Regions from separate parts of the Homo sapiens genome. Here regions 2, 3 and 4 are each linked to region 1. Evidence: read pairs that join two places in POLR2A ChIA-PET (ENCODE). Cell type or tissue: OCI-LY7. All regions are shown on one strand. Links, peaks and the distances in the headings refer to the core of each region. The heading gives the core; the rest is flanking DNA. Region 1 has its middle 84 kb from the start of KCNK12. Region 2 has its middle 52 kb from the start of MSH6. Region 3 has its middle 18 kb from the start of MSH6. Region 4 has its middle 64 kb from the start of MSH6.

The links. ChIA-PET counts read pairs that join two places held together with the same protein. Peaks named below come from ENCODE experiments on the same cell type or tissue, not always from the same donor. Only the 100,000 strongest peaks of a DNase experiment are listed, where the experiment ranks them.
Region 2: POLR2A ChIA-PET joins it to region 1 with 23 read pairs; 2 of 35 experiments call an interaction of 5 or more read pairs at or near these places.
Region 3: POLR2A ChIA-PET joins it to region 1 with 25 read pairs; 4 of 35 experiments call an interaction of 5 or more read pairs at or near these places.
Region 4: POLR2A ChIA-PET joins it to region 1 with 55 read pairs; 5 of 35 experiments call an interaction of 5 or more read pairs at or near these places.

Annotation. Positions count from the first base shown.
Region 1 is chr2:47,653,726-47,656,225 of GRCh38, forward strand. It overlaps a transcript of MSH2 not described here. Among named protein-coding and RNA genes, the nearest start is that of KCNK12, 84 kb to the left of the region's middle. In OCI-LY7, for the core only: CTCF peaks have their summits at 795 and 1,000; DNase peaks (open chromatin) are centred at 736, 1,156, 1,556 and 1,906; H3K4me3 peaks cover 2,500 bases; H3K27ac peaks cover 2,500 bases.
Region 2 is chr2:47,727,096-47,735,493 of GRCh38, forward strand. It overlaps the pseudogene RBISP5. Among named protein-coding and RNA genes, the nearest start is that of MSH6, 52 kb to the right of the region's middle. In OCI-LY7, for the core only: no CTCF peak of the experiment used is centred there; no DNase peak of the experiment used is centred there; H3K27ac peaks cover 938 bases.
Region 3 is chr2:47,761,292-47,769,689 of GRCh38, forward strand. No RefSeq gene overlaps it. Among named protein-coding and RNA genes, the nearest start is that of MSH6, 18 kb to the right of the region's middle. In OCI-LY7, for the core only: no CTCF peak of the experiment used is centred there; no DNase peak of the experiment used is centred there; H3K27ac peaks cover 2,283 bases.
Region 4 is chr2:47,715,131-47,722,600 of GRCh38, forward strand. No RefSeq gene overlaps it. Among named protein-coding and RNA genes, the nearest start is that of MSH6, 64 kb to the right of the region's middle. RefSeq lists enhancers at 3,751-3,800, 6,350-7,155. In OCI-LY7, for the core only: no CTCF peak of the experiment used is centred there; DNase peaks (open chromatin) are centred at 3,736, 4,131, 5,071 and 5,456; H3K4me3 peaks cover 1,438 bases; H3K27ac peaks cover 2,500 bases.

The DNA.
Region 1 (2,500 bases), core at 1-2,500:
TCCATTCTTTCCTATGGGGCTAAAGGCAGGGAGGTGGGTCTCAAGTGGATGTGAGACCTAGAGCACACTCCCACATCCACTTGAAACTCATAGCCCTTACACTGTCATAGTCGTCCCTTTAAACCATAAAATAATGCTCTGTTTGTTTGTCCTTTGCAAAATATTTGCTGGGAAACAAAGACCTTCAGTAGAAGCACAAGATTTTAAAGAGAGGAATGAAAGATGTAGCGAGGGGAAAAGAGCCAGGCTGGGAGGTGCACAGTTCACGCTGCATGGTTCAGCCTCAGTGCCGTGAGCTCTGTGCACGAGGACAGTGCTGAGCAAGGCATGCCTGTGTCCCCACTGGACAGCTGAAGAGACTCAGGCAGAGCATGGACAGACCTAGTTCAGAGCCTGGCTGCACATAGTAGGCCCTCAATGAGAGGTGATGATGATGGTGGTGGTGACGGCAGAGCGAGGACTCACTTTGTCCAACGACTACATATTACAGATGTCAGGTTCACGACTATGCCAAAGGTCATGTTGAGGTCCAGAAGGAGTGGGTGGATGAGCAGAAAGAACATTCAGGGGACTGTAGGCAGGTGAATGATTTTATTCAGCAGCAGCTCACATCAGCAGCTTTCTCACACTGTCTGCCTTGTCTGGGCTGCTTCAGCTGGCAGCTCCCACATACAGCTGTGTGACCGGCTCTCCCCTGCCTTCAGGGTCAGCAGCTTAACTCTTTCACTCTCTGGGCACTAGGGGGCCAAGCTGTGTCCTGGCTTTCCCCGTCCGTCTCCAAAAACGGACATCTCTGGCTCTGTCTCTTTCTCTGGGCACCAGCGCACCTGCACAGGGTCAACAGGGCAGTTGTACCTTTTACAGACAATAGTGGCATAGAGCCAAGTGATGACGTTCCCACGTTATAGCTACATGGCTGTGATAACAAGTGGAGTTATACGCCTGCGGTCTATGCTGAGTCACGTGGGATGTAAACATCCTACCTTGGCCTAACCTTGACCAAAGCACAGCCATGTTCCTTACAACAGATAAGGAAGCCAAGACACAGAGCGAGGGCCAGCGAGCTTTCCGGGGTGATCAGTAGGAAGGGGCAAGAAAGGGTTAAATCGTGGCCCAACACGCTTGCCACTGCAGCTAGATGCTGACACAGGTGATGGTAACAAGGCCCTAGAACTCTAACGGGAAGATGAGTCATCGGGGGGGGGGTCATTAAAATGCAGGCTCTGATTCAGTAGGCCTGGGGGCATTTCCAACCACACCTGGGGGCTGCTGGTCCCAGGCTGCACTTTGAGGAGCTGGGCTCTAGCAGCAGTTTGCCTCCCTGGGAGCACATTAGAATCACTTGGGGAGATTTCACAAATTACTGATGCTTGAGACCCGAGATTCTAATTTAATTTGAGGTGGTTACAGGGTCAGAGGTCGTTTTTAAAGGTTCTCAAGTGTGTCTTATGTACAGTCAAGTTGAGAAGGGCTGTGTGAGTGGCTTGAAAACCATTGGTCGCCTGTGAAGAGGGCTTTTGAGAGCACCTGCAAGGACCGCCTCTCCTTCCTTCCAGCTGCTGCTTTGCTTGTGGGGCAAAGGCTCTCAGTCCGCAGTTCCAGCTAAGTTTAAATATGCAAATACCTCCGAAATGGCAAAGGTGAGGGCTTCTCTGAAGCGTGGCTCCTCACAGCAGGGCCTTCCACAATGAAGGGAAAGTGTACACAAGTGGGCTAGAGCAAGGAGGTAGCCTCCACGACTGCACACTTCTGCTGCTGGCCAAGTGACCCCCAGTTTAGGAGATATGACGTTTGGTGAGCACACGTCAGGACTGACCTGATTGAGGTTTGATACCAGAAGGCTGGAGAAGGGGTGCTGGCACAGAAAAGATGCAACGAAGGAGACTCCCCAGGTAGTCCTGTCTCTGGTTCCTTGAGTTCTACCTTTCCCTCAAGGGCCTCTCTCTCCAGCCACTGCTGCCAGCATGACATTCTCCCAGGGGGCCTGGTTTCCCTTTAAGGTTGTGGCCTTAAAGTGATAATCCCACCCCAGCACACCTACAGCAGGCTGTAATTATCAAGGGGGTTGACATACCACTCAAATCAAAGGCAGAACCAAAAGAAGTAAGTACTCCAAAGGAAAGGACATGGACTGAAGGGCTCTGGTGGTCGGAGGAGGTAGGGAAATACACTATTCTATGTCTTCTTGGAAATTGACAAGGCCCATTAGCAGATTCAGGTTCTGGGAAGTCCTGTGGGAAGTAAACCCAATGAGCTTTGTTCACACTAGTGTCGCCGAGTTCATTTGGCCACGGAACCCTCTTATGGCAGAATAACTCTTTATGTCTGCAAGGCCTGCTTTGGAATTGTGGATCTACTTTCCTGGAGGCTCAGCAACAAGACTGCTGCCCAAATGCCTCCGATCTGGAGGTGCAGGTCTGGCTGGAGGCTGAGGTGTGGCCTTCATCACCTCTCAGCAGCCCTGCAGCCCAGAGAGCCCTCTGTGCCCTTCTTGGGGGAC
Region 2 (8,398 bases), core at 2,352-4,851, 76 kb after region 1:
CTACATTATATGAGCATTGCAGTCACTGTGCATTCTTGCCAGAACTTGGGTTTGTTGGTTTTTTTTTTTTTTAAGCTATTCTAATAGATGTGTAGTGGTATTACACTTTGGTTTTAATTTGCATTTCCCTAATGACTAATCATGTTTAACATTTTAGCAGCCGGGTGCAGTGGCTTATGCCTGTAATCCTAGCACTTTAGGAGGTTAAGCCAGATGGATCACTTAAGCCCAAAAATTTAAGACCAGCTTGGGCAACATAGTGAGACCCCATCTCTCAAAAAAAATTAAAAATTAACTGGGCATGGTGGTATGCACCTGTAGTCCCAGCTACTCGGAAGGCTGAGGTGAGAGGATGGCTGAAGCTGGGGAGGTCGAGGCTGCAGTGAGCCGAGATTGCACTGCTACACTCCAGCCTGGAAAACAGAGTGAGACCCTGTCTCAAGAAAAGAAAAAAATATTTTTTGCATGTATTTATTTGCCATCCATATATCATCTTTGTGGAAGTGTCCATTCAAATACATTTTTTTTTTCAGACAGGTTTTCACTCTGTTGCCCAGGCTGAGTGCAGTGGGGGCGATTACCAGGTTGTTACTGGAAAGGGGTCCCAATCCAGGCCCTAAGACGATGTTCTTGGATCTCGCACAATAAAGAATTTGAGGTGAATCCATAAAGTGAAAGCAAGTTTATTCAGAAAGTAAAGGAATAAAAGAATGGCTACTCCAGAGGCAGAGCAGCCCCAAGGGCTGCTGGTTGCCCATTTTTATGGTTATTTCTCGATTACATGCTAAATAAGTGGTGGATTATTCATGCCTCCCCTTTTTGGACCATATAGGGTAGCTTTCTGACGTTGCCATGACATTTGTAAACTGTCATGGCGCTGGTGGGAGTGTAGCAGTGAGAAAGACCAGAGATCACTCTTGTAGCCTTCTTGGTTTTGGTGGGTTTTAGCCAGCTTCTTTACTGCGACCTGTTTTAGCAGCAAGGTCTTTATCACCTGTATCTTGTGCTGATCTCCTATCTTATCCTGTGACTTAGAATGCCTTAACTTCCTGGGAATGCAGCCCAGCAGGTCTCAACCTTATTTTACCCAGCCCCTATTCAAGATGGAGTTGTTCCGGTCCAAACACCTCTGACAAGGTGAGGTCAGAGCCCTGGCATCAGAAAGTGGTTGACTTGCAGGTTGGTAAGAAGAATCTACTGACAGCAGAATAGATTTGAAAAGTCAAGTTTTATTAGATAGAAAGTACACTGCAGAAAAGTGCAGCCAGGCGCATCATTAAGAGAACTGAGCACGCCATGGTGGATTTTCCTTAGGGATATTTATGGACCTTAAAGCGAGAGTTTAAGGGTACTTCAGACCATATTAGTGCACATAGGTCATGATTATTGATTACATTTGCAGACATTTTGGTGTCTTAATGTCAGCAAGGGTTGCACAATGAGTTTCAACATGCATGCATTCTGGAGATGTATAGAAATTCTAGTTATTTATAAATTTTGGGGAAAGAGGCCTGGAACCAGATGCTGACTTTAGGTAACAGGGAAGGCTAATTACTTCTAAATTCCTCAGATAAGGAGTTTTGTCTCTGGATGGCCTGCTTGATGGTAACCAGGTGATCTTTGTTCTTCTGAGTGATCACAGCTCACTGTAGCCTTGACTTCCCTGGCTCAAACGATCCTCCCCACTCAGCCTTCTGAGTAGCTGGAACGACAGGCATGTGCCACCATATTTTTTGTGGAGACGGGATGTCGCCATGTTGCCCAAGCTGGTCTTGAATTCCTGGGCTCAAGCAATCTGCCTGCCTTGGCCTCCCAAAATGTTAATATTATAGGTATGAGCCACTGTGTCTGGCTCATTTCTCATCTTTTAAAGTAGGGTTGACTTTTTATTATTGAGTTTTCTGAGTTCTCTACATATTCTGGATTCAAGTCCTTTATCAGATATAAGTTTTGCAAAAAAAAAAAAAAGCGTCTCTCCATTTGTGGCTTTTCTTTTTGTTCTTTCAACAGTGTCTTTTGAAGAGAAGTTCTTCAAGTTCTTTTGAAGAGAAGTCCAAGTTATTGATTTTTTCTTTTACGAGCTGTACTTTTGGTGTCATATCTAAGAAATCGTGGCCTAACCCAAGCTCACAAATGTTTTATCCTAGAAGTTTTACAGTTTTAGGTTTTACATTTATGTCTATGATCCATTTTGAATTAATTTTTATGGGGTGTGAAGTATAGATTGAGATTCATTTTTTTGCACCTGGATGTCTAATTGTTCCATCTCCATTCCTTAAATACACTGTACTTTTCCCATTGAATTATTTTTGTCTGTTTGTCAAAAATCAGTTGACCATATACGTATGTAACAGGACTGCTAGGTTTGTATGCCTGCTGCCACAGCAACAGGCCAATACACTGACAGCAAGTTTTGCAGCAGAGAAAGAGTTTAATAATTCCAAAGCGCCAAACAAGGAAACAGGAGGAATTCTCAAGCCTCAAATCCATTTTCTCTAGGTTTTCTGGGCAAAGGTTTTTAAGGGGATCATGGAGGGTGAAGGGCTAGAAAACTGGGGTCATTGATTGGTTGGAGTAAAGTGAACGAAATAATCAGAATGTGTTGACCCAGTGCAGTGGCTTACGCCTATAGTCCCAGCACTTTGGGAGGCTGAGGCAGGCAGATCACCTGAGGTCAGGAGTTCAAGACCTGCCTGGACTACATGGTGAAACCCCATCTCTACTAAAAATACAAAAGTTAGCTGGGCATGGTGGCGCATGCCTATAGATCCAGTTACTCAGGAGGCTGAGGCAGGAGAATCACTTGAACCCAGGAGCAGGAGGTTGCAGTGAGCCGAGATTGCGCCGTTGCACTCCAGCCTGGGCAACAGAGTGAGACACTGTCTCAAAATAATAATAATAATAATAATAATAATAATCAGGATGTGGAAACTGCATTCTTCCATGAATCAGCTTTCTGCTGGGCCCCTCAGAACAGCTGGTATGGGTAGTTTTGTTGTATGCAAAACCCAAAGGAGAAACTCCATGGGAAACTTAGCATCTCACAAGGCCTTAGATTTCATCTACAGAATGGAAAGAGAACAGTCTTGTGACAAGGACTACCAACATCCTGGGGTAGTAAGCAAAGAGCAGCCACAAGGGAGTGGGCCAAAGAGCGAGCTGGCTTAATGATCACTGCTAACTGTGCTGCAAGCCTAGTTGAATTTTTTCCTCTCTTAATCGATTTTATAAAGTTTTCCTGGGGACAGTTGCATGCATGGATCTATTTCTGGGCTCTTTATTCTATTCCATTAATCTGTATGTCTCTCCTTTCTCCAATATCACACTGTGTTGACTACTGTATCTTTACGTAAAATGTAGAAAGTAGAGTGGGTTCAACAACATTATTCTTCTTTTTCAAAATTGTTTTAACTATTCTAGTTCTTTTGCCTTTTGCCTTTTTTTTTTTTTTTTTAATTATTATTATTTGAGACAAGGTCTGGCTCTGTCATCCAGGCTGGAGTGGGGTGGCTCAATCTCGGCTCCCTGCAACCTCCTCCTCCCGGGCTCAAGCCATTCTTCCACCTCACCCTCCCAAGTAGCTAATTGTTTTTTTTTTTTTTTTTGGACGGAGTTTTGCTCTTGTTGCCCAGGCTGGAGTGCAATGCCTCGATCTCAGCTCACCACAACCTCCGCCTCCTGGGTTTAAGCGATTCTCCTGCCTCAGCCTACTGTGTAGGTGGGATTACAGGCATGCGCCACCATGCCCAGCTAATTTTGTATTTTAGTAGAGATGGGGTTTCTCCATGTTGGTCAGGCTGGTCTCAAATTCCCGACCTCGGGTGATCCACTCGCCTCGGCCTCCCAAAGTACTGGGGTTACAGGCATGAGCCGCTGTGCCTGGCCTTTTTTTTTTTTTTTTTTTTTTGAGGCAGAGTCTCACTCTGTCACCCAAGCAGGAATGCAGTGGTGTGTTCTTGGGTCACTGCAGCCTCCGCCTCCCAGGTTCAAGTGGTTTTCATGTCTCAGCCTCCCAAGTAGCTGGGATTACAGGGGGTACCACCACTCTTGGCTAATTTTTGTATTTTTAGTAGAGACAGGGTTTCACCATGTTGGCCAGGCTTGGCCAGGCCAGGCTTGAGCTCAAACTCATGAGCTCAAGAAATCCACCCATCTTGGCCTCGCAAAATGCTGGGATTACAGGTGTGAGCCACCATGCCTGACCCAATATATATTTTATTGATTTATGTATGTATTTATTTTTTGTATAAAACATGTAATTTGTTGGTCTTTGTGTGGAATTAGATGCATCACCACTATACTACAACTGAGCCATTAATTTTGTAGCTTCACCAACATTAACTGGTTTGCTTTCATGACACTGCAGAGGAATCAATTCTTTCTGTAGATGTTCAAGAGAAAGGCCTTTTGAGAAATGTGCAAGTTCCTTTTGTACATTTACAAAAGCTTTATTTACTCTGTTAGCTTTTTCATCATTCATAATGTTTATCTTCTTAAGATTAGTGGTGGTCGGGCATGGTGGCTCACGCCTGTAATCCTAGCACTTTGGGAGGCCAAGGCAGGTGGGTCACCTGAGGTCAGGAGTTCAAGACCAGGCTGGCCAACCTGGTGAAATCCCATCTCTACTAAAAATACAAAAATTAGCCAGGCATTATGGCAGGTGCCTATAATCCCAGCTACAAAGAAGGCTGAGGCAGGAGAATCGCTTGAACCCGGGAGGCAGAGGTTGCGGTGAGCCAAGATTGCGCCATTGCACTCCATACACTCCAGCCTGGGTGACAAGAGTGAAACTCTGTCTCAAAAAAAACAAAAAAAAAAAAAAAAAAAAAAAACAAGATTAGTGGTAACTGGTTTTGCTTTGTTTTTAGCCCCAAAGTTTTTTTTCGCTGGCTATGTGAAATACATTCCTGGATTTCTGCCCTCTTAATTTGTTCTTGGCCCTTGTCAGGAATTTAATACTTGCATGCAGCTTCTTCAGCTCCAGTTGACACCATCTGTTTTTTGGGGTTTTGGTATTTTGTTTTGTTTTTTTCTGAGATGGAGTCTTGCTCTGTCACCCAGGCTGGAGTGCAGTGGCGCTATCTTGGCTCACTACAACCTCTGCCTCCCAGGTTCATGCAATTCTCCTGTCTCAGCCTCCCAAGTAGCTGGGATTACCGCCACACGCCACCACGCCTGGCTATTTTTTTGTATTTTTAGTAGAGATGGGGTTTCACCATGTTAGCCAGGATGGTCTCCATCTCCTGACCTTGTGATACGCCTGCGTCAGCCTCCAAAAGTGCTGGGATTACAGGCATGAGCCACCGCTCCCGGCCTGGCCCAATCTATATTTTAGAATCAGCATACCGACTCCATTTTTCTGTAAGGGACCACAGGCTTACAGGGGCTCCCTGATTAGAATCCACACCAGTGTTCACGATTTATCCAGAGGTAGTTCTAGTATAGGGTGAAGGAAATCAAAATATTTTACCCCAAAATATATTTCTTTGACATATTTTGAAATGGTTGCTTCAGGGCCAGCAAACAGACAGGTCCTTGCAAAGCTATTTTTTTCTGGGGAAAATTTGCATCTGTAGAGAATCTCTACTAATGCAGCCAGGCCTTCCTTTTCTACAAATTTTCCATATCTAAGAGAGATTAACTGAGTCTGACACCTTGAAAGGTCTGAAAAAAGACCTTCGCCATATGTTCATTGCGGCACTATTCACAATAGCAAAGACATGGAATCAACCCAAACGCCCATCAGTGACAGACTGGATAAAGAAAATGTGGTACATATACACCATGGAATACTATGCAACCACAAAAAAAACAAGATCATGTCCTTTGCAGGGACATAGATGGAGCTGGAAGCCATTATCCTCAGCAAATTCTTGCAGGAACTGAAAACCAAACACCATATGTTCTCACTTATAAGTGGGAGCTGAACAGTGAGAACACATGGACACAGGGAGGGGAACAACACACTCTGGGGTCTGTCAAGAGGTGGTGTTGGGGTAGGGAGAGCATTAGGAAAAATAGCTAATGCATGCTGAGCTGAGTAGCTATGTGATGGGTTGATCTGTGCAGCAAACCACGATGGCACACATTTACCTATGTAACAAACCTGCACATCCGGCACATGCATCCTGAAACTTAAAATAAAAATAAAAATTTAAATTAAAAAAAAAAAGGCTTTTACCATCTATCTTCTCTGAGGACTGCTACCTATGAGGCCTCATCTATATAACAAAGCCATCTTTGCAAGCCAGGCCTCTTTCTTTCTCCCTTTCACACCATGTCTTGCTACTAAACATGATTTACCAACGTAAACTGTTTGGGGCCATACTCTTAGCCTGCATTCTTTTTGTAACCTCAAGATGGTATATAAGTTTCTATATCTTATTGTTGGGTTGAGTCTTCATTCCAAAGGCTCCCATGTAAATACATTAAATAAATTTATATGTCTTTCCTTCTATTAATAAATTTGCCTCATGTCAGTAGTTTTTCAGTGAACTTTTAGGGGCCAATGGTCATGACCCCCACAAGGGTGATGGGCAAGTGCACGATTCTAGAACCGGACTGCTCAGTCTCAAATCCTAGCTCTAATTCTTACTAAAACTTGGGAAAGTTACCTGACATCCTTGTGCCTCAATTTCCTGTTCTGTAAAATGGAGAAAATGTAATACCTATTTCATAGGATCTTTGTGAGGACTGCAGTAACGCATGAAAAACAGAACAGAGCCTGGCATGTAGTAAGCCCTTGATAAGTGTCAACTATTATTTGCCTTATCTTTACCTATCTCAGTTTTTGTCCTTCTCTTCTTACCCCTGATAAGTCTGCAACTGTTAAATGGCTGATTTTTCTTTTGAAGACACTTCTTAGGCTTTTAAGTCATTTAATAGTCAGCTTACCACATTGCCATGGCCCTCCTGGAAGATCCATATACAGATGGCCTCCAACTTATGAGGGTTCAACTTACAGTTTTTAGACTTTATAATAATGTGAATTTGATATACATTCAGTAGAAACTGTACTTTTCCCAGGCTAGCCATATGTGGTATGATACTCTCTCAAGATCCTGGGTAGCAGCGATCACGAGGGTAAACAACTGGTACCCTACAGTGTACTGTGTTCCCAGTGTTTGGGGATATTGTGTTTTATGCTTTCACGTCTCATTATGTCTGCAAAATGCCCATTTGTGTCTCCTGCCTCTGGTGAGAAGAGGAAGGCAATTACCCTTGAGATGGAACTCAAGATCTTAATTCCTCAGCATGAAGGTGGTAAGGAAGTAATGGCCATCTCAGGCAAGTTAGGACTTTCACATTCCATAATTTCCACCTTCTTAAAGGAAAGAAGTGCATAAGTGATGTAGTGAAATGATCAGCCTTGGTTAAATCCACTGTCATCACAAAGAAAAGAGGTGAGCTGACTGATGATATGGAAAAATTACTTGTCATGTGAATGGAAGACCAGATACAGAAGCACATGCCACTTCGCCTTCTGATGATCCAGGCTAAGGCAAGAAGACTTTTCAATACTTTAAAAGAACGTGCTGATGATCCGTTGGATATGTAAAAGTTTATAGCAAGTCATGGGTAGTTCCAACACTTCAAAAGTTGTCATCATTTTCATAATGCAGAGGTCAGCAGTGAGGCCACAATTGCAGATACTAAATGTGCCAAAGCTTTTAAAGAAGAGCTGTGTAAGATAATTGTAAATAAGAAATACTTGTGAGAGCAAATATTTAATGCCAATGAAACAAGCTTATTCTGGAAGCGTATCCTAGAGCATCCATACATTCATCAAGAGTACAGGAAGATGCCAGGATTCAAGGCATTCAAAGACCTTATAATGCTGTTTTTGGGTGGAAATGTTGCATGGTTCAAATTCTCCACTTGGAGAACCCTAGAGCATTCAAGAATGTGAATAAGCATATACTTAGTTCCTTTTTATTACTGCCATAACAAGAAAGCCTGGATTACAAGCCTTGAAAACAAGTCAGCACTGTTTTCAGACTACTTTTTGAACTGTGTTACGCTATTGACAAGAGGATATTGTAGGCAAAACAGCATCTGATTCAAGATTCTTCTGATCTTAGACAATGTTCCAGGGTACCCACACCATATCATCAACACGCATCCTGATGTAAAGGTTGTGTATTGTCACTGAACACAATTACACTCATTCAGTCAAAGAACCAAGGTGCAATAGCTGCATTCAAAGCATACTATTTATGCCAAACGTTCACATAGGCTGTTGAAGCAGTGGAATCTGGCCAGACTCTCCAAGAGTTTTGGAAAGGTTTTAACATTCTAAATACTATCTGGAACATTGCTTCAGCTTGGGAAGAAGTCACACAGCAATGCATGAACGGCATTTGGAAGAAAGTTTAAAAGACATATGTTGAACACATTC
Region 3 (8,398 bases), core at 2,376-4,875, 110 kb after region 1:
AATTCAGACCCCAAGAGAGGGTTCTTGGATCTCACTCAGGAAAGAATTTGGGGCTGGACATGGTGGCTCACACCTGTAATCCCAGCACTTTGGGGAGGCCGAGGGAGGCAGATGACTTGAGGTTAGGAGTTTGAGACCAGTCTGGCCAACACAGTGAAACCCCATCTCTACTAAAAATACAAAAATTAGACAGGCGTGGTACTGAGCGCCTGTAATCCCAGCTACTTGAGAGGCTGAGGCAAGAGAATCGCTTGAACCCAGGAGGCAGAGGTTCCAGTGAGTCGAGACTGTACCATTGTACTCCAGCCTGGGCAACAAGAGCGAGACTCTATCTCAAAAAAAATAAATAAAAATAAAAGAAAGAAAGAAAGAATTCGGGGCGAGTCCACAGAGTAAAATGAAAGCAAGTTTATTAGAGAAGTAAAGAAACAAAAGAATGGCTACTCCATAGGCAGAACAGCTCCAAAGCCTGCTGGTTGACTTTTTTTTTGAGACAGTCACACTCTGTCACCCAGGCTGGAGTGCAGTACAGCTCACTGCAACCTCTGCCTCCTAGGTTCAAGTGATTCTCATGCCTCAGCCTCCCCAGTAGCTGGGATTACAGGTGTGCGCCGCCACACCAGGGCTAATTTTTGTATTTTTAGTAGAGGCAGGGTTTCACATTGTTGGCCAGGCTGGCCTCAAACTCCTGACCTCAGGTGATCCACCCACCTCGGCCTCCCAAAGTGCTGGGATTACAGGTGTGAGCCACCAATCCTGGCCTGGTTGACTATTTTTAATGGTTATTTCTTGATTATATGCTAAGCAAGGGGTAGATTATTTATGAGTTTTCCAGGAAAGGGGTGGGGAATTTCCAGAACAGAGGGTTTCTCTTCCTTTTAGACCATGTAGAGTAACTTCGAGTCATTGCCATAGCATGTATAAACTGTCATGGTGCTGGTGGGAGTGTTGTTTAGTATGCTAATGCATTATAATTAGCATATAATGTACAGCGAGGGTGACCAGAGGTCACTCCCATTGTCATCTTGGATTCGGAGAGATTGCGCCAGCTTCTTTACCGCATCCTATTTTATCAGCAGGGTCTTGGTGACCTGTATCTTATGACCTCCTGTCTTATCCTATGACTAAGAATGCCTGACCTCCTTCCAATGCAGCCTGGCAGGTCTCAGCCTCATTTTACCCAGCGCTTCTTCAAGATGGAGTCACTCTGGTTCGAATGCCTCTGACATGTTTACTTGATGCAATATTTTGGAGCCATTAAGCTCAGTTGTCCAAAGAGATTTTAATATCACAAGGAAATGCCCTCACTGTAAGTAGAGAAATCAGATATGAAATTGTACATAAGCTATGATCCTAAGTTAGATGCACAGACAAAAAGGCTAAAACACACCAAAATGTTAACAGGTACTGGGAACAGGGTACTTGAGTTGTTGAGAATGGGATGCTTCATTTTCACTTCTTCCTTCCTTTTCTGTTTTTCAATTGTTATTATTGTATTAGTCAGCGTTCTCTAGAGGGACAGAACTAATAGGACATATATATACATATATGTATAGGAGTTTATTAAGTATTAACTTACATGATCACAAGATCCCATAATAGGCTGTCTGCAAGTTGAGGAGCAAGGATAGCTACGCCAAGCCCCGAAACTGAAGCCCCACATTGGAGTCCAATGTTCAAGGACAGGAAGCATCCAGCAGGGGAGAAAGATGTAGGCTGGGAGGCTAGGCCAGTTTCTCCTCTTCATGTTTTTCTGCCTGTTTTATATTCACTGGCAACTGATTAGATTGTGCCCACCAGATTAAGGGTGAGTCTGCCTTCCCCAGCCTACTGACTCAAATGTTAATCTCTTTTGGCAACACCCTCACAGACACACCCAGGATCAATACTTTGTATCCTTCAATCCAATCAAGTTGACACTCAGTATTAACCATCACAATTATTATTACCTTTTTTTCTTGTGTTAGGGTCTCATTCTGTAGCTTAGGCTGGAGTGCAGTGGTGAGAACATGGCTCACTGCAGCCTCGGACTGCTGTGCTCAAGTGATTCTCCCACCTAAGTTTTCAAGTATCTGGGACCACAGGTGCATGCCACCACACTTGGCTAATTTTTAAAAATTTTTTTTGTAGAGACAGGGTCTCTCTCTGTTGCCTAGGCTGGTCTTGAACTCCTGGGCTCCAGCAACCCACCTACCTCAGCCTCCCAGAGTGCTGGGATTACAGGCGTGAGCCACTGCATCCAGCCAGTTTAATTTTTTTTAGAGATGGGGACACGGGTTTTGTGAAGGGTCTGCTAATGGGCTATCTGGAAAGTCAGAACACAGGTCTCTTGTTTTTGAGTCTTGATCTGGGTAGGTCTGCAGTCTGCATGCCTGGGCCGGCCTGAGGAATAGAGGGGAGGCTGTGGTGAGTGGGGAGGTGCCTATTCTGGGAGGGCTGGGCTTCACTGGAGACCTGGGGTTCGCTCCCCATCCTTCCCACCCTCCCAGGCAGGAATGGAGACTGGTGAGCTGCACACCTTCCAACGAAGTGATGCAGGGACGTGCCTGTAGGGGATGGGCTCCTTGAAATTATCACCAAAACAGGCTGGGCGCAGTGGCTCTTGCCTGTGATCCCAGCACTTTGGGAGGCTGAGGCGGGCAGAGTACAAGGTCAGGAGTTCAAGACCAGCCTGGCCAATATGGTGAAACCCCGTCTCTATTAAAAATACAAAAACAATTAGCCAGATATGGTGGTGGGCGCCTGTAGTCCCAGCTACTCGAGAAGCTGATGTAGGAGAATTGCTTGAACCCTGGAGGCAGAGGTTGCAGTTAGCCGAGATCACACCACTGCACTCCAGGCTGGGTGACAGAGCAAGACTCCGTCTCAAAAAAAAAAAAAAAAAAAAAGAAATTATCACTAAAACAATCTTTGAAACAAACCTAGGTTTGTTTTGCCTGAGGTGAGGCAAAACACTACCTGAACAAAATTTTAGGAGGTTCTGGCAGAGAGAGGGCAGTCTGGTTTAAGGTGGGCATTTCAACGCACAGACTTCATTAAAATTGGGTGAGAAGCATCTTACAATAGTTTAGATTAATGGATACAGCAAAGCAAGGGTTTAGAGGCAAGGATATTGAAGAGTCTTGGGGAGTGAACTGTCCTTTGATATTTCCTATTAAATAACTGAACACTGGCCGGGTGTGATGGTTCATGCCTGAAATACCAGCACTTTGAGAGGCCGAGACGGGCAGATCACTTGAGGTCAGGAGTTTGAGACCAGCCTGGTCAACATGGTGAAACCCCGTCTCTACTAAAAATACAAAAATTAGCTGGGCTTGGTGGCGCATGCCTGTAATCCCAGCTACTTGGGACCCTGAGGCAGGAGAATCTCTTGAATCCGGGAGATGGAGCTTGTAGTGAGCTGAGATCGCGCCACTGCACTACAGCCTGGGCAATAGAGCGAGACTCCGTCTCAAAAACAAAAACAAAACCAAAAACACAAATAATCGAACACTTTGATGTTCATGTAAATCAGGATTTTTCCATCTCAGCCCTTTTGATATTTGGGGCTAAATAATTCTTTGTGGGGGTGGGGGGTGCTCTCCTGTGCATTGCAGAATCTTTAACAGCATCCCTGGACTCTACTCAGTAGATGTGGGTAGCACCACCAGCACCATCCCAGTCTGACAACCTCAGATGTCTCCAAATGTCCCGGGAGAGGGGGGTGCATTTAGATTTTAATGTCTTTCAGGAAGTTCCTGGAATGAATAAAGTCATTTGCAACTTTTATCGTTCTTGCCAAGAGTTTCCTATAATAGTAAAATCACATTGATAAAAACAGTGGAAGAGTAAAGTAATGTTGATACAGACTACAAGCCTGGTTGGGGAAGATGGTTTAGGCTCGCACTCACACCCTCGGCTCAGCCTGCTGCCTTGCGTCTCCCAGTCCTGTGGGGTTTGGACTTCTGTCTCCTAGTCTCCTATTCATGGTCAGCTTTGTCCTAGAAGAGATTACATCTCTAAAGTCCACAACCAGGCTGGGCACCGGTGGCTCACGTCTGTAATCCCAGCATTTTGGGAGGCCGAGGCTGGCGGATCACTCGAGGTCAGGAGTTTGAGACCAGCCTGGCCAACATGGCAAAACCCTGCCTCTGTTAAAATACAAAAATTAGCCAGACACAGTGGTGTGTGCCTGTGTGTGCCCCAGCTACTTGGGAGGATGAGGCAGGAGAGTCGCCCGAACTTCTGAACTGCAAAGGCAGTTTCAGAAGTTATCCTAACCCATTTCTGTGCTGAAGCTCAGAAAAAAGGAGGACCACTCCTGCCACTCAGTGAATGTATTAAAGAAAAAAATGCTTCATGACACTCGTTGAAGATAGTTAGGCAAACTTTATTAAAGGAGGGACTAGGAAGATAGCTATAGAAACCACTGCAATGGGCTGCTGAAGTTGGGGAGAGATTGGGAGACTGAGCTCAACTCCAAACACAGCACTGCAAGTAGGAATGTATAGCCAAGGAGCAGTGGGGGGCAGAGGTGGGTGATGCATGGAAATTATTAAGAGGAAACATTGGGGGAAGGGGATATCCTGGCTAAACTGATCTGACAGGATTCTTGTTGAAGGCAAGCAGGGTGATCAGACATTACCCAGAGTGCGGCGGAGGATGAGGAACCTCATTAGATATTGTCAACCTAAAAGGAAGAGGCTGAGGCACAAAATATAAAGAGTTTACTTGAGCCAAACTGAGGACAGCTGCCTGGAAGACTCAGACCCAAGTAACCCTTGGATATGGGCTTTGTTTGATCTTTGTCACAAGCAAGTTTTTAAAGGCAAAAACGGAGGCTAGGGAGCAGGCTGATACAAAGTTGTTTGTGGGCCAGGCCCAGTGGCTCATGCCTGTAATCCCAGCACTTTGGGAGGCCGAGGAGGGCAGAACATCAGGTCAAGAGATCGAGACCATCCTGGCCAACACGGTGAAACCCCGTCTCTACTAAAAATACAAAAATTAGCTGGGCGTGCTGGTGCGCACCTGTAGCCCCAGCTACTCGGGGGGCCTGAGGCAGGAGAATCACCTGAACCCAGGAGGCGGAGGTTGCAGTGAGCCAAGATCACACCACTGCACTCTAGCCTGGTGACAGAGCAAGACACCGTCTCAAAAAAACAAAACAAAACAAAACAAAAAAACCCACAAAGTTGTTTGTCAGGAATTCTTCTCATTGGTTGACAGAAATAGCATTGATTAATGATTGGCTATACATTGTTAAGCTATAGGGCGTGGTAACAATGTCTAGGACGGCATTATTAGGTTAATTTATAGCTACTTATGGCAATAGCAAGCCGTTTCAAGAGATGAAGGCATAGCTCAAAGAGGGTAGTTAGGGCATGATTGCTTGTCTCATTTTAGAGTCTCTCTGGGAGTGATAATTTAAAAGAACTCACCTCCTAAAATAAAAGTGATCAGGGTCGGGCGCCGTGGCTCATGCCTGTAATTCCAGTACTTTGGGAGGCCGAGGCGGGTGGATCACCTGAGGTCAGGAGTTCGAGACCAGCGTGGCCAACATGGTGAAACCCCGTCTCTCCTAAAAATACAAAAATATTAACTGGGCCTGGTGGCGTGTGCCTGTAATCCCAGCTACTCGGAAGGCTGAGGCAGGAGAATCACTTGAACCTGGCAGGCGGAGGTTGCGGTGAGCCGAGATCTCGCCATTGCACTCCAGCCTGTGTGCAAAGAGGGAGATGCCATATCAAAAAAAATAAAAGTGATCAGATATTGGCCGGGCGCGGTGGTTTGTGCCTGTAATCCCAGCACTTTGGGAGGCTGAGGCAGGAGGATCACCTAAGGTTGGGAATTCCAGACCAGCATGGCCAACATGGTGAAATTCCATCTCTACTAAAAAAAAAAAAAAAAAAAATACAAAAATTAGCCTGGAATGGTGGCGCACGCCTGTAAACCCAGCTACTTCAGAGGCTGAGGCAGAATTGCTTGAGCCCCAGAGGTGGAGGTTGCAGTGAGCCAAGATCATGCCACTGCACTCCAGCCTGGGCAACAGAAGCGAAACTCTGTCTGAAAAAAAAAAAAAGTGATCAGATATCAAAGGTAGGGAATTCTTGCTCAACTGACTTAGGATTCTTGTAAAAATTGGATGATGCAAGCCGGGCACCATGGCCAAAGCAGAAGGATCATTTGAGGCCAGGAGTTTAAAACCAGCTTGGGCAACATAGTGAGACTCCCATCTCTACCAAAAAAAATATATTTTTTTAATTAGCTAGATGTAGTAATGTGAGCATTAGTCCTAGCTATTCGGGAGGCTGGGGTGGGAGGATCCCTTGAGCCCAGGGGTTTGAGGTTGCAGAGATAACACAGAAACCCAAAAGTCAAGCCTAGCTGGAAAAGAGCTCAGAAGTGCCTGAGTAGAGTTTGGTCAAGTAGAGAATTTTTGTCAAAAGTGAGGCTGGAATCCCAATGCAAAGGTCTGATTCCAAAATAGGGTCGCCAAATTTAGCAAAACTATTGCGCTGGACATAAGCTAAAAAAAAGTATACCTTTCCACAAAAGATGGTGGCCTAGGGAAAAAAATACTATTTGTTTATCTGAAATTCAAATTTAAGTACATGTCTCTTTTCAATACTCCTTCTCTGACCTTGCGTGGTGCTTGCCTTTGGGATTAGGGCGAGGGGTGTGGGGGTGCCGGCCACTGAACTGGAAGACCAGGGGCCAGACCCTGGAGCCCAGGGACAGTGGGAAGATGAAAGAGGGGCTGCAAAGCCCAGTCGCGCGAGCTTGTTCCGGCGCCTGGTCAAGAGTGCCCTCTGGTGGCCACACGGCGCCCTGCACCCGCAACCAGCGCAGCCCAAGCAGTGGGGACCCGGCCTCTGAGGCGGACACCTGTTCTTGGTTCTGACCTCTACTAAGAGCACAAGTCCGCCCCGGGACTGTAGAGAAGGAAGCCGGGAGGACAGGACAAGTTCAGAGCCACCTGGGATAGACTTTTCAAACCAGTTGTCTTAACTGGAGGCTCTGATCCGCTCCCTGCCAAGGGTCAGCCACTGTCTTGCCGGGGCGGCTGATCTGCAAGATCCTCATACCCCTGAATTTTCAAGGCCCGAAGGAGCAAACGGCTGATATCTGCTCTTCCTCAAACCTCTCGCTGCCCACCACCCTCCTGGCCCCTCTGCTCACTTCCAGGGTGTGGGAAGTCAAATCAAAACTGAGGGCAAGCCGCCGCAGTGGCACGTGCCTGTAGTCCCAGCCACACAGGAAGGAGTGGGAAAGAGGTGGGAATCGCTTGACCCCAGGACTTCCAGACTGCCCAGCGCTGTGATCAGGCCTGTGAACAGCTACTGTACTCCAGCCTGGGCAAAGCAGCAGGACCCTGTTTCTAAACAGGTGAATAAGTGAATTAATACAATTAAGAAAGAAAAAACGGCCAGGCGAGGTGGCTCACACCTGTAATCCCAGCACTTTGGGAAGCCTAGGTGGGCAGATCACAAGGTCAGGAGTTTGAGACCAGCCTGCACAACATAGCAAAACCCTGTCTCTACTAAAAATACGAAAATTAGCCTGGTGTGTTGGCATGCGCCTGTAGTCCCAGCTACCCGGGAAGCTGAGGCAGAAGAATCATTTGAATCCAGGAGGTGGAGGTTGCAGTGAGCCGAGATCGCGCCACTGCACTCCACCCTGGGCGACAGAGTGAGACTCTGTCTCAAAAAACACACACACACACAAAAACAGTCACATAGAAATGTGATTGGACAAAAGGGGGTGTGACCTAAGAGTAATAGATTAGGAGGAGCTCAGCTAGGCCTGTTTGTTCAAATTCTTTTGTGTCTCTGTATGATATTCCTTCTCTCTAGGTATGGGGTAGGACACCTGTCACAGGAGGATCTTCAAGGGAGAAGGGAGGAGGTCAGAGAGTGACCTTGCTAGTTTTTAGGGTTTGTTTCCAGGAAGAGGAGTTCTAGTTTCTCTGACCCACTTTAGGAGAGAAAGGCGAATGGGAGAAAGGAAGTCAGGAGTTCAGAGAAAACTTATTGCTTCTGCAGCCCTCTCAATCTCCTGAAGCTCAAAATACCCTGCATTCCAAGGTGCCATACTTTGGGGCATCATGTTCTGAGCCCAGTGGCAAACATGATCCACATGGGCCCTGTTTTCTTGGGGCTGTTGAGGAGACAGGGGTGGACATAAATCGTCACACAGGGCCGGGCACGGTGGCTCATGCCCGTAATCCTGGCACTTTGGGAGGCCGAGGTGGGCAGATTGCGTAAGCTCAGGAGTTCAAGACCAGCTTTGGGCAACATGGCAAAAACCCATCTCTACAAAAAATACAAAAATTAGTTCGGCATGGTGACGGGTCCCTGTAATTCCAGCTGCTCAGGAGGCTGAGGAAGAATTGCTTGAAACTGGGAGGCAGAGGTTGCAG
Region 4 (7,470 bases), core at 3,178-5,677, 65 kb after region 1:
GTAGGACCTTGTCTCTAAAACTAAATAAATTAATTTAAATTAAAATTTAAAAAATTTTTTAAAAGAAAATGGAAACATAAGCCATAGGCTAGGATGTGCCTATATCCCATGCCATATTTGTAACTCATATTTCTGACAAATAACTTGTATCCAGATTATGTAAAGAATTCATACAGCAATTTTAAAGAAACAACACAATAAAAATAGTGAAAAGACTTGAACAGACACTTCACAAAGAAAGTGGGCTGGGCATGATGACACATGTCTGTAATCCCAGCACTTTCGGAGGCTAAGGTGGGCTGATAGCTTGAGCTCAAGAGTTCAAGACCAGCCTGGGCAACGTGGTGAAACCTTGTCTCTACAAAAAAATACAAAAATTAGGCAAAGTGGCACACACCTGTAATCCCAGCTACTCAGGGCTGAGGCACGAGAATCGCTTGAACCGAGGAGGCAAAGGTTGCAGTGAGCCTAGATTGTGCCATTGCACTCTGTCCTGGGCAACACAGTCTCAAAAAAAAAGGGATATGCAAATGACCAGTAAGTGCATGAAAAGGTATACGTTACTCCTCAGACAAATAAACATTAAAACCGCAATGAACTATATACCATTTTGCACCGCTATAATGACTAAAATTCAAAAGACAGACGATAACAAATGTTAGCAAAGATGTACAGCAGTTGGAATTCTCATTAAATGCTCATAAAAATGTAAAATGATACAACCACTTTGGAAAACAGTTTGGCAATTTCTTATAAAGTTAGGCAGTTAAACATACACCTACTCTATGACCTAGCATTTCCACTTTTAAGTATTTACCAAGATAAATGAAACTATCCACAAAAATACTTGTGTCCAAATGTTCATAGTAACCTTATTTCTACTAGACCAAACTGGGAAACAACCCAACTGTCCTTAAACAGATGAATTGTGATAAAAATTGTGATATATCCATACTATGATGTCTAACTCAACATTAAAATGGAAAAAAAATTTGGCCAGGCCCAATGGCTTGTGCTACTTGGCCAAGAAAGTTCTATATCTTGATTGAAGTTGTGGGCAGCACGCCATCCAGGTGCCGAGGCAAGAGACCCAGGGCATGAGCTGTTCCAGTATAATAAAATATATGAAACAACAAGAGTTATACTAGATCTGAGTTATACTAGATCTAGATCTAGACGTGATTATATATGAATATCATTAATCATTAGTTTGTAGCAATTACTCTTTATTCCAATATTTTAATAATCCTTGCTCTATAATCATAACTTAGGAAAAACCAGGCCATACAGAGATAGGAGCTGAGGGGACATAGTGAGAAGTGACCAGAAGACAAGAGTGTGAGCCTTCCGTTATGCCCGGACACGGCCACCAGAGGCCTCCTTGGCCTAGCGGTAATGCCAGCATCTGGGAAGACACCCATTGCCAAGCAGACTGTGGTCTAGCAGTAGCGTCAGTGCCAAGGAAAAACACCCACTACTTAGCAGACCAGGAAAGGGAGTCTCCCTTTCCCCGGGGGAGTTTAGAGAAGACTCTACTCCTCCACCTCTTGTGGAGGGCCTGACATCAGTCAGGCCCACCCGCAGTTATCCGGAGGCCTAACCGTCTCCCTGTGATGCTGTGCTTCAGTGGTCATGCTCTTAGTCCGCTTTCATGTTCCATCCTGTACACCTGGCTCTACCTTTTAGATAGCAGTAGCAAAATTAGTGAAAGTACTAAAAGTCTCTGATATGCAGAAATAATGGTGTAAGCTGTCTCTCCCTCTCTCTCTCTCTGTCTCTCTGCCTCGGATGCCTGGCAGGGAAGGGCCCCCTGTCCAGTGGACACGTGACCCACGTGAGCTTACTTATCATTGGAGATGGCTCACACTCCTTACCCTGCCCCTTTGTCTTGTATCCAATAAATATCAGTGCAGCCTGGCATTCGGGGCCACTACCGGTCTCTGCGTCTTGGTGGTAGTGGTCCCCTGGGCCCAGCTGTCTTGTCTTTTATCTTTTTATCTTGTGTCTGTATTTTTACAATCTCTCATTTCTGCACATGGGGAGAAAAACCCACCGACCCTTTGGGTCTGGACCCTACAGAGGTGATGGTTAGATGGGAATATGCATTTGTCATAACTCATTAAGGGCCAGGCACAGTGGCTCACAGCTGTGATCCTGGCACTTTGGGAGTCTGAGGTGGGATCACTTGAGGCCAGGAGTTCCAGATCAGCCTGGGAAACAAAGTGAGACCCCTTGTCCCTAAAAAAAAATTTAAAAATTAGCTAGGCAAGGTGGTACACGCCTGTGGTCCCAACAACTCAAAAGGCTAAGGTGGGAGGATGACTTGAGCCTAGGAGTTCAAGGCTATAGTGAGCCATGATTGCACCACTGCACTCCAGCCTGAGTGACAGAGCAAGATCCTGTCTCCAAAGAGAAAAAAAACCAACTCATTGAGCTATCTAGTTTAAATATGCAGTTTATTGTTTGTAAATTATATCTGAATAAATTTTACTTTATTTATTTTTAGAGACAGGGTCTCACTCTGTCACCCAGGCTGGAGTGCAGTGGTACCATCACGGCTGCCTGCATGCAGCCTTGCCCTCCTGGGCTCAAGCCATTCTCTTACCTCAGCCTCCCAAGTTGCTGGGACCACAGGCATCCACCACCATGCCCAGCTAATTTTTAAATTATCTGTAGAGATGAGGTTGCACTATGTTGCCCAGGCTGATCTCAAACTCCTGGCCTCAAGCAATTCTCCCACCTCGGCCCCCCAAAGTACTGAGATTATAGATGTGAGCCACTGAGCCTGCCTAAATTTGACTTCATAAAAAGAATTATTTGGCAACCACTAGATGCCAGGTTTGTAAGCTGAGAAGAAAGAATGAACAAAGAGGAAATAGTTGAAGATATAGGAGAAAAGGGATAGCAGACAAGGTCCCTGAGAAAGCGAGAAGGAAGGAAACTCAGAGCCCAGACGGAGGAGTTTGCCATGGCTGATGCAGTGAACTCTGAGGCACAAGGGAAGGCAGGCAATGGGAGAGGGAGCTGACTAGAAACAGGTAGAAGGGGCTGGGCATGATGGTTCATGCCTGTAATCCCAGCACTCTGGGCAGCTGAGATGAGAAGATTGCTTGAGGCCAGGAGTTCAACACCAGCCTGAGCAACATAGTGAGACCTCATCTCTATTTAATTTAATGTATATATGACCGTCAGGCCATGCCATAGCCCCGCTGAGCCTGGCGACCTTGGATCTTCAATCTCCCCAAGAATGGAATTTCTCCAGCATTGCTCAGTAACCTGGAGGAGGAGGCAGAGAGTCCAGAGTTTGGGGAGTTGAGGTCGGGCATGGTGGCTCATGCCTGTAACCCCAGCACTTTGGGAGGCCAAGGCGGATCAGCTGAGGTCAGGAGTTTGAGACAAGCCTGGGCCAACATGGTAAAACCCCGTCTCTACTAAGAATACAAAAATTAGCTGGACATGGTGGCAGGCGCCTGTAGTCCCAGCTACTCAGGAGGCTGAGGCAGGAGAATTGCTTGAACCCAGGAGGTGGAGGTTTCAGTGAGCTGAGATCATGCCACTGCACTCCAGCCTGGGCAACAGAGCAAGACTCCATCTCAAAAAAAAAAAAAAAAAAAAAAAAAAGTTTGGGGAGTTTAAAGCAGGTGGCATGAAAGAAAAAAATGGTTAGAGTTGGAGGCATTGACAGGTAACTTGGAAGACACAGCCTTCGGAGGGCTCAGCTGGGTGGGGAAGGAAGTGAAGCCAGGAGGAGCATAGGTAAAGAAAAGGGAAAGCTTGAGGGGCAGGTGGAACAAGTAAGAGTCTGGGGGTAGGAGATGGTGGTTAGGCTGGATTTGGAACTGAAATTCTCTTTAGCTTCTGTCTGCTCCTCTTTAGCTCACAGACAAAGCATTTAAGATTTCTTTGACAACCTGCGTTTCAGTAAATTCCACATATTTGTTGAAAGCCTATTGTATAGGAATCTGAACTGTCTTGTAAAGGGAAGTTTGTGTAGGTTGTTTCTGCCTAGTAGAAGATAAATTCTCCTGCAGCTGTATTCATACAGCTCTGTATCCTCCCACTTCAGCAGCAAACGTCACACTGCATCTTTAAGTCGATAACCTAAATATATATCTCACACCCTTTAGTCCACAGTTTCACTTTTAAGAATTTATTCTTATGAGTGTGTTTGCATATGTGTGCAACGACTTCGATACAAGAGTATTCATTTGAATACCATTTGTAATAGCAGTCCTAGGAGGGCTGACATCACTGAGAGGCTGGTTTAATAAATAATGGCACTTCTGTGCAATGGCATGCCATTGCATTCATCACAACAACAGGAAAATGATTTGGGTACTGATATGAACTTATTTTAAAAATGTATTACTTAGCCTGGGCACCATAGGGAGACTATGTCTCATTCATATATATTAGAGACTCCTGTAGTCCCAACAGCTTGATAGGCTGAGGTGAGAGGATCGCTTGAGCCCAGGAGGTTGAGGTTATAGTGAGCTATGATACCCACTGCATTCTAGCTTGGGCTTCAGAGTGATAACCTGTATCAAAAAAAAAAAAAAAAAAAAAGGAAAGAAAAAAGAAATGTATTGCTTACAGTGAAAATGAAAATAGGGCACAGAACAGGGGCAATGGTGTTTTATCTTTTCTATAAAAATAAAAAACACATATACACTTAGGAACTGGTGTCACTCCTGAGGCAGGATAGGGAGGAGGGACCTTTACAATTTTATGTGATTTTACCCTTAAAATTTGAGGAGAAAGTGAGAGAGAGAGGAAGAGAGACTTCACTTGTTAGTTTCTGGAGGGACAGGGAAAAGTACGACCTACAAAATGAAGCTCTAATGGTGGAATTTCAGGACTTGAACCCCCCGGCATCCCTCAGTAGTCACTATGCTGCTGACCTCTATCCAGCACCTCCCAGAGCTGATAGAAGATATGTCGCTGGCTCTAAACGACTGGACTTAAGAGGCCAGGCCTCTGGAAAGGGGGATGCATAAAGCATCTATGTACAAACACCTCACCAATCCATCACTGAGCTACTCAGCAACCTCACCAGAACATAGCTGAGAATCAAAACTTTTGGTTTTCTTGAGACAGGGTTTCACTCTATTGCTCAGGCTGGAGTGCAGTGGTGCAAGCACGACTCACTGCAGCCTTGACCTCCCAGGGTTAAGCAATCCTCCCACCCCACCCTCCCAGTAGCTGGCACCACAAGCATGTGCCACCAGACCCAGCTAATTTTTTTTCTTTTCTCTTTTTTGAGATGAGTTCTCACCATGTTGTCCAGGCTGGTCTTGAACTCCTGGCTTCAAGTGATCCTCCTGCCTCAGCCTCCCAGATTACTGGGATTACAGGTATGAGCCACTGCACTCTGCCCAGAACTTTTTTTTCTACTGACTCTGAAGTGTTACCATAGATGATACTGAAACTCATACATTTCCTTGCTCCTCAGTCAGAGCCCATGTTCCCCTTCTGGGGATCCACTTGGCCCTCCAGAATAAGTGTGAAGATTATTTTAAACCGAAGACACTAGAGATACAGCAGATGCAGAAAGAAGCCTTTTTGGAACTTCCTTTATTTCACTAAAAGGAAGAGCCTTCTGGGAGTAAAGTTGCCATAAATCTCCTCTCCAGAGGAGCTCACTCCCAGGAAGAACACCAACCACTCATGTAGACAAACATAAACATCAGCAACAAACTCCCATCTCTTCCATTTGTTTCTCTAAAAGTCCATTTGTCTTTCCTCAAATGTCCATGTGTCTTTCCCATAGAAGCCTTTCTCTCGCTCTCTTTTCCTTATTAGGTTGAGATCAATGAGCTTCTTTATCTGAACGTTCCTGCATGCATATAAATAAAACTTGTTTTCTTTTTCTTTTTTTTTTTTTTTTTTGAGACTGAGTCTCGCTCTGTCGCCCAGGCTGGAGTGTAGTGGCGCGATCTCAGCTCACTGCAACCTTTGAACCTACCGGGTTCAAGCAATTCTCTGCCTCAGCCTCCCTAGTAGCTGGGATTATAGGCGCCCGCCACCACGCCTGGCTAATTTTTTTGTATTTTTAGTAGAGGCGGGGTTTCATCATGTTGGCCAGCCTAGTCTTGAACTCCTGACCTCGTGATTCACCTACCTCGGCCTCCCAAAGTGCTGTGATTACAGGTGTGAGCCACCGTACCCAGCCAACTTGTTTTCTTTTTCTGTTTTGTTTTTGAGAGAGGCTTTTGCTCTGCTGCCCAGGCTGGAGTGCAGTGGCACAATCATGGCTCGCTGCAGCCTCAACCTCCTGGGCTTAAGCAATCCTTCTACCGCAGCATCCTGCATAGCTGACACTACAGACGCATGCCACCATGCCTGGCTAATTATGGGATCTCACTTTGTTGCCCAGGCTGGTCTTGAACCCCTGGGCTGAAGCGATCCTCCCACCTTAGCCTCCCAAAATGCCAGGATTAAAGGCGTGAGCCACCTCGCCCGGCCAAACTTGTTTTATTTTTGCCTGTTTATCTGTCTATTGTCAGTTAATTTGCGGGCCCCTGATCATTGGACCTAAGTCCTCAGTAGAGAAAAAGATTTTTATCCCATAAACCTTCCATACGGAGTTTTTAACTAAGCCTGGTTAACAAATTTTCTTTTTCTTTCTTTTTTTTTTTTTAATTGATCATTCTTGGGCGTTTCTCGCAGAGGGGGATTTGGCAGGGTCACAGGACAATAGTGGAGGGAAGGTCAGCAGATAAACAAGTGAACAAAGGTCTCTGGTTTTCCTAGGCAGAGGACCCTGCGGCCTTCCGCAGTGTTTGTGTCCCTGGGTATTTGAGATTAGGGAGTGGTGATGACTCTTAACGAGCATGCTGCCTTCAAGCATCTGTTTAACAAAGCACATCTTGCACCGCCCTTAATCCATTCACTGGTTAACAAATTTTCAAGCCAATGGGGAAAACAGCAAATTACAAGGGGAGAAAGAGATGATTTCAGGCAGAAGCCTTCCTTCAACTTCATTGTGACGGATGACAACCTAGCGTTGGAAGGAGAGAAAAAAAAATCCATTTAAAAAAATAAAAAAGCCAGGCATGGTGGCTCACGCCTGTAATCCCAGCACGGAGGCCGAGGCAGGAGGACCCCTTGAAGTCAGGAGTTCAAGACCAGCCTGGCCAACATGGTGAAACCCCGTCTCTACTAAAAATACAAAAATTAGCTGGGCATGGTGGTGCGTGCCTGTAATCCCAGCTACTGAGGAGGCTGATGTGCGAGAATCGCTTGAACCCAGGAGGTAGAGGTTGCAATGAGCTGAGATCATGCACTCCAGCCTGGATGACAGAGTGAGACTCTGTCGCGAAAAACAAGCCAGGAACAGCAGCTTGTGTCTGTAATTCGAGCACTTTGGGTGGCCACGTCAGGAGGATCTCTTGAGCCCAGGAGTTCAAGACCAGCCTGGGCAACATAGTGGGACCCCCATCTCTACAAAAAAATGAAAAATAAAAAAAA